Linked DNA regions of Homo sapiens: region 2 is linked to region 1. A link is a contact called in ENCODE Hi-C data. All regions are on one chromosome and are shown on one strand. The core of a region is the stretch at or near the end of the contact, and the rest is flanking DNA. Distances in the headings are between cores, read along the strand shown. Region 1 holds the start of RNASEL (ribonuclease L). Region 2 overlaps COLGALT2 (collagen beta(1-O)galactosyltransferase 2).

The links. A loop is a pair of places that touch in the nucleus more often than their neighbours do. Pooled maps may share reads with other maps.
Region 2: a pooled map shows a loop between it and region 1 (3-fold over the local background). The contact joins the enhancer-like site here to the promoter of RNASEL in region 1. A Hi-C loop is called at or near these places in 2 of 50 pooled maps.

The regions. Positions count from the first base shown.
Region 1 is chr1:182,587,084-182,592,386 of GRCh38, reverse strand. It overlaps RNASEL (ribonuclease L), which reads left to right and starts at 3,131. Exons shown (of 7, transcript NM_021133.4): 1 at 3,131-3,220. RefSeq lists an enhancer at 3,256-3,415.
Region 2 is chr1:183,952,875-183,958,422 of GRCh38, reverse strand. COLGALT2 (collagen beta(1-O)galactosyltransferase 2) reads left to right here. Exons shown (of 12, transcript NM_015101.4): 7 at 3,585-3,661. Among named protein-coding and RNA genes, the nearest start is that of COLGALT2, 82 kb to the left of the region's middle. RefSeq lists a silencer at 2,427-2,591. Within about 2 kb of position 1,607, at least 5 of the 41 ENCODE cell types and tissues checked have a DNase peak (open chromatin) inside an H3K27ac peak, as active enhancers do.

The DNA.
Region 1 (5,303 bases), core at 1,882-4,381:
CAGCACAGGACTGATTAAGATCCTCTAAAAAAAAAGCCATGGAGATCATGTTACTCCTCTGCTCCAATACTCCAATGGCTACCATGTTGTTTAGTGTGGAAGCCAAAAGCCTTACAACGGGCCCTAAGGTCGCGCCTGACCTGAACCTCTGCTTATCAACTCCCCTCCCTCACTCTGCTCCAGCCTCACTGGCCTCCTTGCTGCTGCTTGTTCCCACCAGGCATGCTCCCACCTCAGGACCTGTGTGCTTGCTGTTTCCTCTGTCTGCTGTGTTCTTGGTGCAGACATCTGCATAGCCTGTTGCTGCATCTTCCGCAAGTCTTTGCTCAAACGTCACCTTCTGAACAAGACCCTTCCCGACTACTTTGTTTAATATCCCCATCCCCATCCTGGCACTTTTAACCCTCCTTATTCTATCTTAATATTTTCTGTAGATTTGTTGCCTACAATACACTACATGATTTACTTATTTTGTTCATTATCTTGCTTCAGTAAGAATGGGGGCAGGGGCTGGGCATGGTGGGTCACACCTGTAATCCCAGAACTTTGGGAGGCCGAGGTGGGTGGATAACTCGAGGTCAGGAGTTCGAGACCAGCCTGGCCAACATGGTGAAACCCTGTTTCTACTAAAAATACAAAAATTAGCCAGGCATGGTGGCTCATGCTTGTAATTCCAGCTACTTGGGAGGCTGGGGCACGAGAATCACTTGAACCTGGGAGGTGGAGGTTGTGGTGAGCCGAGATCACACCACTGCACTCCAGCCTGGGTGACAGAGCAAGACTCCATCTCAAAAAACTCACACCTGTAATCCCAGCACTTTGGGAGGCTGAGGTGGATGGATAATGAGGTCGGGAGTTTGAGACCAGCCTGACCAACGTGGTGAAACCCCATCTCTACTAAAAATACAAAAATTAGCTGGATGTGGTGGTGTGTGCCTGTAATCCCAGCTCCTCAGGAGGCTAAGGCAAGAGAATCGCTTGAACCCAGGAGACAGAGGTTTCAGTGAGCCAAGATCGCGCCACTGCACTCCAGCCTGGGTGACAGAGTGAGACTCCGTCTTGAAAAGAAAAAAAAAAAGAAAAGAATGGGGACAAGCTGTTTCTCTGTGATGTTCAGTGATATAGATCAAATCCTTAGAGCAAGTTACTTAACCACTTTATGCTTCAGTTTTCTTATCTGCAAAACGGAGACAAAAATAGTATATACATCATAAGGATAAGATTAAATAATTTAATACATATATAAAGTGTTCAGAACAGTTCCTGGACCATATTAAAGAGCTATGTAAATGTTTGTCATTATTAACAGAATCATCCACATTTTCATCACTCTTACTAATATCATTAGTTCTGGTAGCAAGGCAGCATAGGTCAAGATATAGAGGTAGAAGCATATGACATAATGTGACAAGGAACTGGAGGCTAGCACTGATGATGCCCATGAGGAGTAGGGACAGGCAGGGACTGTATTATAACCTGAAATCATGATATGTTGGGTTTTTCAACTGTTTATGATCTATTTCTGCCTATTAAGATGCAAGCTCCTAGAAGAACTCTGTGAGGAACTGGTGTGGTAAATCATTCTATGCCAGATATGCAGAATAGTCACTGGTAACATAGTCAGTGCTCAATAAGTTTTTTTTTTTTTTTTGAGACGGAGTCTTGCTCTGTCATCCAGGCTGGAGTGTAGTGGTACTATGTTGGCTCACTTCAACCTCCACCTCCCGGGTTCGAGCAATTCTCCTGCCTCAGCCTCCCGAGTAGCTGGGATTACAGGTGCACAACACCACACCTGGCTACTTTTTGTATTTTTAGTAGAGACGCGGTTTCACCATGTTGGCCAGGCTGGTCTTGAACTCCTGAACTCAGGTGATCTGCCTGCCTTGGCCTCCCAAAGTGCTGGGATTACAGGTGTGAGCCACCACGCCTGTCCAACAAGTATTAATTAAATGAATAATGGGTTAAGGATTTTTGAACTTTGTCCTGAAAATGATGGTGGGTCAATGATGCAGGGTGGAACAATGGATGAAGGGCTAGGAAGCAAGTCATCAATTTCTTGCTATAAATGATGACAAGGACTCGAATGGTCATCCCTTTGTAGATGAAAGCAAGAGACTTGGTGTTGGGATGAGGATGAGGGGTGGCCTCCGGGTGATGGTGCCATCTGTGGAGATGGAATAAGTGGGAGGAGGGGCAGATTTAGGAAAAGATGAGTATTTCCATTTGACACATATTCAAGATTTGTAGGTCTAAAGCTCAGCAGAGAGGCTGGGGTTAGAGAGCGAGGCCTGGGAATCCCTGGTGTATAAGGGGTGGTAGAGGCCCCGGGTCTGGATGGTGTGACACAGGTGGTCGTCAAGTGACCATGCACTACTTGTTGTTCACAAGTCCCAGGGCTTTGTCTCCCCAGCAAGACTGGGTATTCTTTGGGGATGGAAATACTTTCCACTACAGCACTAAGTACACAGTACACAGCTCATTGCTAGGAAGATAGTCAAGAACAGAACTTGTAGAGCAGAAAGGAACCTTCAAAACCAAGTTATAGGAGAGAACTGAGGCCCTACATGGTTAAATCACATGCCTGAGGTCACTCAGCTAAGCAGCCACAGAGCTGGCTGTAGGATCAGGTCTCCAGACTGCCAGTCCGGTACCCTTCTGAGAAGGCCGCACTGCCTCAGAGCTGTGAGTTGAGTGAGCTGAGAAAGGTGACAGGGCTTGGGCTTTGGGCTTACTTAGCTTCTATGAGCCTGCGTTTCATAATCAACAAGATTGTCAGGGGTTAACTGGGACCATGCTGCATGTAAAGCATTGTGTCTGGAACACAATAGGTGCTCAATATGTGTTTACTTTCCATTCCTTTCTTCCAAGAAGACCAGAATTTGCAATGACAAAGAAAGGATGCAAGAGTGATGGATGCAGTTGGCTGCTGCCACCTGAAAGGCTGCAAGACTGAGAGGTGAGTGACATGACCCCGGGCATCACATTCCTCATCAGCAGACAGAAAGTGGCTATTGCTTTCCTCCAGAAGGTGTGCAAGTAGAAGCTTTGCTCCTGGTGCCAGAGTGAGCCTGTGGCTGCTTTCCCTCCCACACTCCTCACTCCTTTCTTGGCTCCGCCCTGCTGACTCAGTGACGCAGCAGGAGGAAACTGCTCGGGCTGCAAGCAGTCTTCCAGGCTTTGCGGCTGCCAAAGGAATAATTGAGACGTCTGAGTTGAGCAGGTAAGGCAGGCAGAAGGAGGAAAGCTAGAAAACCTCGATAAGTCGATCCTGAAGAATTCTTGGGCTTTGGAGACTGGAGAGGCCAGGGGCTGGAGGACTTGGGAAGTGGGAGGGGAGCTCCCAGCCCTTGGCTGCCCGGAAGGATCTTCCTCCAGTGCCCTTCCAGAGTTCTGTCAGAGTCCACACGTCATTTATCCATGTCCTCAGTTTCTCAGGCATCTCTTTGCGACTTACTCAGGTCGCACAGAGAAAGTGAAATTGAAAGCAGGATTGTCTGTTGGAGTACTTCCGCAGGCTCGTCTCTTCTCTACTCTGATGCGTCACTCAGGGCTTCCTTGATATTTCCTCTCCTTCCCGGCTCCTTTGTTTATACCAGCCCACCTCACATCTGATTGTAATGGGGACGGTCTACACAAACACTTTGGTTCAAAGATTTCATTGCCTGGTGATCGTGTATGTGTTGCACAATTAATTAAACTTCTAAGAGGCTAATCAATTAACCTCTGAGGCTTTGAAACTGTCAGAGTGGTGAGATTGCTGAAAAAGGGTTGCTTCGTGAATTCTATAGCAGATGCAGTTATTTAAATATTCAGGTAACAGTTTCGGGCTGTCTGATGATTGAACTGGATCTGTAATTCTCAGATCTGATTGACAGTTGGACGAAATTGATAGCTGCCAGTTGCCTATTCGTGTAGTAGCTATATGCACATGTGTAGGGAGAATAGAATTCACTAAGCAATTTATTTTTTCATAACGGGATATAATTAGCTCTAACATTCATTGAGTGGCTAATATTTGCAACACTCCATACTTTAATGTACTTTACACACATGACTGTATTTATTTTTGTCTCCATTTCAGGAAATAGAAAATTGAGATTCAACAATCCAAGGTTACAGGAAGTAATAGTAAAAAATTACACAGCCACAAGCTCAAACTTAGATCTCCCTAAGGTCAGAGTACAAGCTCTTTTCACTACTGCAGATACTCCTTGACTTATGATGGGGTTACATACAGATAAACCCATCCTAAATTGAAAATATTGTAGGTCAAAAGCACATTTAATACACCTAATCTACTGAACGTCATAGCTTATCCTAGCTTACCTTAAATGTGCTCAGAACACTTACATTAGGCTACAGTTGGGCAAAATCATCTAGCTCAAAGCTTATTTTATAATAAAGTGTTAAATGTCTCATGTATTTATCGAATGCTATGCTGAAATAAAAAACAGAATGGTTGTATGTGTACTTGAAGTGTGGTTTCTACTGAATGTTTATTGCTTTTCCACCACTGCAAAGTCAAAAAATCATAAATCAAAGTCAAAAAACATAAGTCAGATATTGTCTGTACTTTAAATAGGGGCACAGGGTTGTACAAAGAGGACATGCACAGAGTCAGCAAACACAGTGATCAACCTTCCTGGTGACATAAGAAATGCAAAGGGAAAAAAAGCCAAGAAATATATTTTTCTTATTGAATGAGGGTTCTTCTTTTTTTATTGATAAATAATTGATGTGCATATTTTCATGGTCTTTTTTTTTTTTTTTTGGAAGCCACCTATCTCTGGTAAGAATATATTTATATGACATTGAAAGCAATTTGTTAATATAGGTTAAGAATCCTAAATACAATCATATCTTTTGAATAGTCATTAAATTCTTTGAAGTCTATCATATGAAATCTATCATAAGATCTATCGAAAGAAAATAAACTAAAATAAGCTGAATTTGCTGCAACATCATTTAGATTTTTTAAATTTTTAATTTTAAAAAACCCTTTAAAACTTATTTTTGAAAACCACTCAGTAATAGAGAAATGAAACAACTGTATGATTTCATATTACATAGTCATGAAAAATGTTTTACAAGACTTTGCAATAACACAGGAAATGACTTATAGTATGGTATTAAATGAAAGGAAGTAGGATACAGTTACTTACAGAGTATAATTCCAAATGTCTTAAAAAATATATAGAAATACACTAAAATATTAACATTGGCTGTTTCTGGGCATTGGGACTAGAGAAATAATTTTCTTATTTTGAATTTACATATATTTATAATATTCTGTAATTTAAAAG
Region 2 (5,548 bases), core at 358-2,857, 1.4 Mb before region 1:
TGATTGTAGCTTTGAAGTGACTCAGTCAACACAATTGTGTATGTTTCTCCCAGTAGTCCTCTTGGTGCTGAGTAAGTGGGCAATGGGTTTAACCAGGATTAGGGTTTTATCAGGCATCAGTGGACGAGAATTGAAAATCTTGTGAAGGGGATGGTCAGGGAATTTCTGAATTGTAGACTGGAGTTTTAGAAATCAGAGTTGAAGAATTTGAGTGAGGTGGGAGAAGGGTTATGACGACAATGACTAACACTTATTAAAAGCACTGTGCCCATCTCTTTTCATGTGATAACTCATTTAGTACATTAGAAGCTGCACAGAGAATTTGGGGATGTGCTGCCTTCGGGAGATGAATGACAGGAGGCCAGATCTTATAAAGATGTTAGATTTAAATGGTCTATAAAGCATGAGGAGATTACTCTTGCAAATTACAGCATAAGGTGATAGGAAGTCTCAGGTACCTGCTCTCAGTATTGACATTTTGAGACAACAGTACATCATGTAAAAATTATTAAGATAATTGGACTTGAAGTTATGTCTAAAACTGAGTTCCAGCTCTGCCAATCACTCAGTATTTGACCTTGGACAAGTCTACATCTGGCTTGGTCTCAGTTTCTTTATTTGTAAAAAAAAAAAAAAAAAAAAAACCACCACAAAAAAGTGAAGATAAAATTACATGGTGACTATGAAAACACCTAGCAACCTGTTAAGCCCTTAAATATAGTGTTGAGTGTGACTGTTACAGTTGAGAACAGAGCTGTGCGGCGGAAGATTATTTTGACAACAGTGAGCATGATTAATTAGAATAGGAAAGACTGAGAGCATGTAAGTGTTTGAAAAAAATCAAAAACAGCCCAGGCATAGTGGGTAAGGACCCAAGCTAGGCTGCAACAATGGAAGAAGTTCAGGAGAAATTATAGAGAAGAAGCGGTAGGATTTGATCCAAGTACAATCTATCATGTACTATTCCAGACATGACTGGGCTTAAATGAGCTACTCTGGACCCAGCCCAGTTGCCTGGTTGGCTAATACCAGTGGCCACCAAGGACTAGCTCTGGGGATGATGTGGAATGGGAATTAAGAGCTCCGGTAAAGGAGTAGGACCTAGGTTCAAATACCAGCTCTATCAGCTCTGTGATCTTGGGCAAGTTATTTAATGTTTGTTTCCTTGTCTATAAAAATAGAGACACTCATACATATCCCATGGTACATGTGAACATTAAATATATGTGATTATATATGTCAAGTATATATGTGACATATATATATATCACTCACAGAACTCTGGGTTCTGTGAGTGATAAGACCTCTGTAACAATGGCTGTAATTATTCACATTAGATCTTGAAACTATCCCGAAAGCAATGAAGCCCATTGTCCCAAGTGGCAGTACAGGGAAGGATTATTTCCAGGAAGGGATTTAATGAGAGACCAGATCAATTATGAAAGATGGAGTCAGAAATGACTACAAACAGAAGCCAGGATATACCTAACCTTCAAGTCTGTTGTCAGCAAAGATACATCCTTCTCCCCACAGACTAAGTTTCTTAGGTCTGACTCACTGTATCACTTCCTGTTTTCCTCTGTGGCTTACTGCTGCCTTCAGTGGCAAAACCCAAGCACACTTCTCTGATATTTTTGCTCAGTGATGACTTTCGGGAGCCAACCACTTGTGGCTTTTTTTTTGCAACACTTGTCCTGTGAATGCAATGACTGCCTATGTTTGATGGAAACAAAGTGGCTAAAAGCAGTCTCTTTGGCTGAAATGTTAAAGCCACACAGGCCATGTGAGTCCAAAGGAGACCAGCAGCCTAGAATGGGTAACTCAAAATATAACATCTTCCCAAGTCTCAGGCCCCAGGAGGGAGAGTGAGACAGCTCCTCAGACAATATCATGAACAGGAGGAAGCTGGTACATTAAGCTTCTTTCTCTTAAAAACCTAACCGTGTACCTGGTGGACCCTCCCTATTGATTTTAAAAGAAACTAATAAGGAGTGGAGTGGAGCAGAAAGGACCAGAATATTCTCGGCTGCTATTGGGAAGACAAAGACATGCACTGCATATGCACAGAAATATGACTGTAAGTGTCAAGTTTGAAGTAATGAGACCAGCTCTTGTGTTTGGCCTAAGAACTCTGTCTCACTACGTTCTAGAATTTCACATCATTCGCCAATAAGTAAAATTGGATGTCAGGATTTCTCTATAATATTTCAGTGAAGTTAAACAGATCATACCCTTTGGACAGTATCTCAGGATGGGCAAAGTTATGCTGGAATATAAAAATCTGATTGGCTTCATACAACAATGGCTTATTTCTTGCTATCCAAGTCTGCAGAGCAGGTGTCTTTCCTGGGAGCTGCCCTTCATGTGTTGATGCAATGTTCCAGGCTGCTTCCAATTCACATCTGCTATCCATATCCACACATGCCGCTATGAGCACAGTGGTGGGACCAAGGGCAGTGTCGGGGGAGCCCTTGGAGAGTGGAGCAGCAGCACCACACTATAAACTTTCCCCAGAAAGTCATATAGCCCTGAGTAACTTCAAGGGCAAGAGAGTGTATTCCTCTCCTGTGCCTGGAATAGAGGTGAACAGATACGTTACAGTAGTCATGGCCATTACCCATAGTTCTTTCAACAACCCAGTTACCAGCTATCATTTTAAATTTTCTTTGTATTATCCCTTTAAGGAAAATCAAATGAGGACTTTGAATTTGTATAATACTAAACATTCTTCGAGGACTTTGAATTTTTATAATACTAAACATTCTTCAAGGCCTTTTCAGGTTTCTTAACCAATATTACTTCCAAACTTTAAAATACATAGTTTGCAAAGGAAGCTTTTTTAGAGTATCAAATAAATAAAACTTTCATTATTGAAGAAGTAGTGTCACTCCCAGCTGGAATCTTCCCATTAGACATGGGCCAGCTCTCTGTGGTTAGATCCTGTTAAAGCAATGGACCTTTTGCGCACCCACACCTAAACCTGCCCAGGTGGGATAAAAATAGTCCCCCACTTTGACAATTTTAAATGCAGAGAAAAAAGTGTTTTTCAGTAAAAATTCTAGCCTATTTCTGAGCTCTTTCATCATGGGCCATAGTAAGTAATAGCTAAGAGTTGTTGAGCATTTACTGTGTTAAAGTGGTGAGTGCTTTGCACGCAGGTCTCATTTAAATTTTATAACACAGATACACTTCTATTATCCCAATTTTACACCAAAGAAATGAGCTTAAAGAGGTCCCCTAACTCTCCTACTCCTTCGCAAACCAAGGTTTGGACCCAGATCATCCGACTCTGGAGCCCTTCCTCTTAACCATTATCCTAAACTGCCTCCCAAATATTCTTGAAATAAGTCTTAAGGGAAGTGGAGCAAATGTTGCAATCTCCATATAATCAAATGCTCCTGAAACCAGTGCCCTGACCAGCAGGGTTCCTGTGTGGCTACTCAATCCTGGAGAACTGCTGCCATTGTCCCCTGCCCTGTATTTCCAAGTTATATTCCAACCCTAGAGATCAGGCATGCGGATGGAATTCTGATTTCTGACCCTTTCATTAACAAAGCACTCTGCATGTTTCTTGTGTCTTCCAGTTGACCGTCCTCCAATGGAACCCTCCCAGTATGTCTCAGTTGTCCCTAAATATCCAGACAAGATGGGATTTGATGAGGTAGGAAAGGTGTCTATATGTGTGTGCACATGCACGCGTGTGCAGGCTTGTGTGTTCATTTTGGAACACAAGCCTGAGCTTGCATCTGAGAGCCAGCAAGACTGGCTTGGCTGCTGAAATGGCTCTGAGGTCTTGGGAAAACTACTTGGTTTTTGTTGTTCTCAGTTTCCTTATCTTAAAAAAAGGAGTATCATGATAAATGTAGTTAATCATTTACTTAGAAAGAAATTACCATTTAGTAATGAAAGTGAATTTGATATTTTCTAGGAGCAGATATTGTGATATTTTTAATCAACCTTTTTATCAAAATTCAAGAGTAAGATACAGAGGATACATGTTTTAGATATGGAGGACTTTAATTTTATTCTGCCACATCTGAGCAAGTGGAAACTATTCTGGAACTTTCTGTGCTTTCTTTTATTTCTACTATTCTTCCATGGAAAAAGGTTAGAGAGCAGGGTTGAGAGGACAAAGAAAGAAAAAAAAACATATTTGTTCTAAAATTCTGCCTTTCAGCAGGCAAGAACTTCCTAATAATATTCTAAGGGTAGTATTTATTATTAAGTTTTAGTTGTATAAAGAATGAAGCAGAAATATTAAGAGGTTCCCCTCCTGGTAATATGCGTAACAGATACTTGGCAGGGATTGTGACTCCACATCACTGACTCTCTCATGGGTGTCCCCTGTAGCTGCTGAACAGTATTCAGAAGGAGCTTGGTGGTCTAGAAGCTAGGGCAGTGCCTCAGGAGTCCACAAACTGAGAACTCTTCCATGGACTCTGGATATGTAACAGATCAGGCTTCGAGCTTGGTGCTAATTGCCACTGATTAATCGAAGGAAGATGCCTTATTTATCACATGGTAACATATACATACATATATGTACATGTCCCCAGAGTACAGCCTTCTCAAAGGGATTTGACGCTAGAACTGGGAATTAAGATTTCTTCCGTAAGACTGATTTGGAGCTATACTTCAGGAAGGGGGAAAGAATATTTCATGATTATTAAGTGGGGAAGAGTTAACAGCTACTATGGTATTTCCACAAAGGGCAGAATGAGAAGAGATGAGCTGCATGTAGTAGAGAGGAATAAGACTCATTTGCAAATAGTTTTTAAAAATGATCAGGGCTATAGAGAAGGTTGTCCCACACCCACAGTGGACCAGCTTCCACATGTTACTGTAGCTTTCCTTCCCTACAGCTCTCTCTCGGTTCCCTAGGTGAAAGGACCCAAGTGTCCTTACATAGATTCATTTCTCCTCCTAAAAACATTCCTATGAGGACCAAACCAAAGCAAATAAAATAAGACAAAACCAGGATCTTCCAGTTCCGGTCTTCTTTGGGCAGGACACGGTGTAAGGACTGGGTCACTCCTAGAGCCCTTCAGGAGAAGGCCAACTCCATGAAGTGGCACAGGCTCGGAGACTCTACTTTCCTGAGTCTGAGGTTAGTCACCTCTCCGTATGGAACAGAGATAGCATGGTAGAAAAAGGGCTTTTCAGGGGCTTTTCAATCCTCCTCGGACTCTGTGACCTCACTGGTGGTGTCTGGGCTGCATTTGGCTCTGATGCTCTTTTCTCTGTTTACTGTTCACTAAGTGTGAGTGAGCCATCTGTGTTTTTACTTCGTGGCTACAGTTTTATTGCACTTGTCCTGGCAGGGACTGGAACTGGATTGTTATTTACTGAAAGTCTTCCCAGACTGGAGGTCTCTGTTTTTGGGGGCCTTTTTGGATTTATTTCTGTTGATTTTTTGTTCTGTTCTGTTTTTGTTCTCTTAGAGTGACCTCAGGTGGCTTCATGTTTATACCTGAGAAAATGCCCTTTCCTTTCCATATCTGGAAAATTAGGGGATGAGGCATGACCCATCACAGTATGATTCTGACTA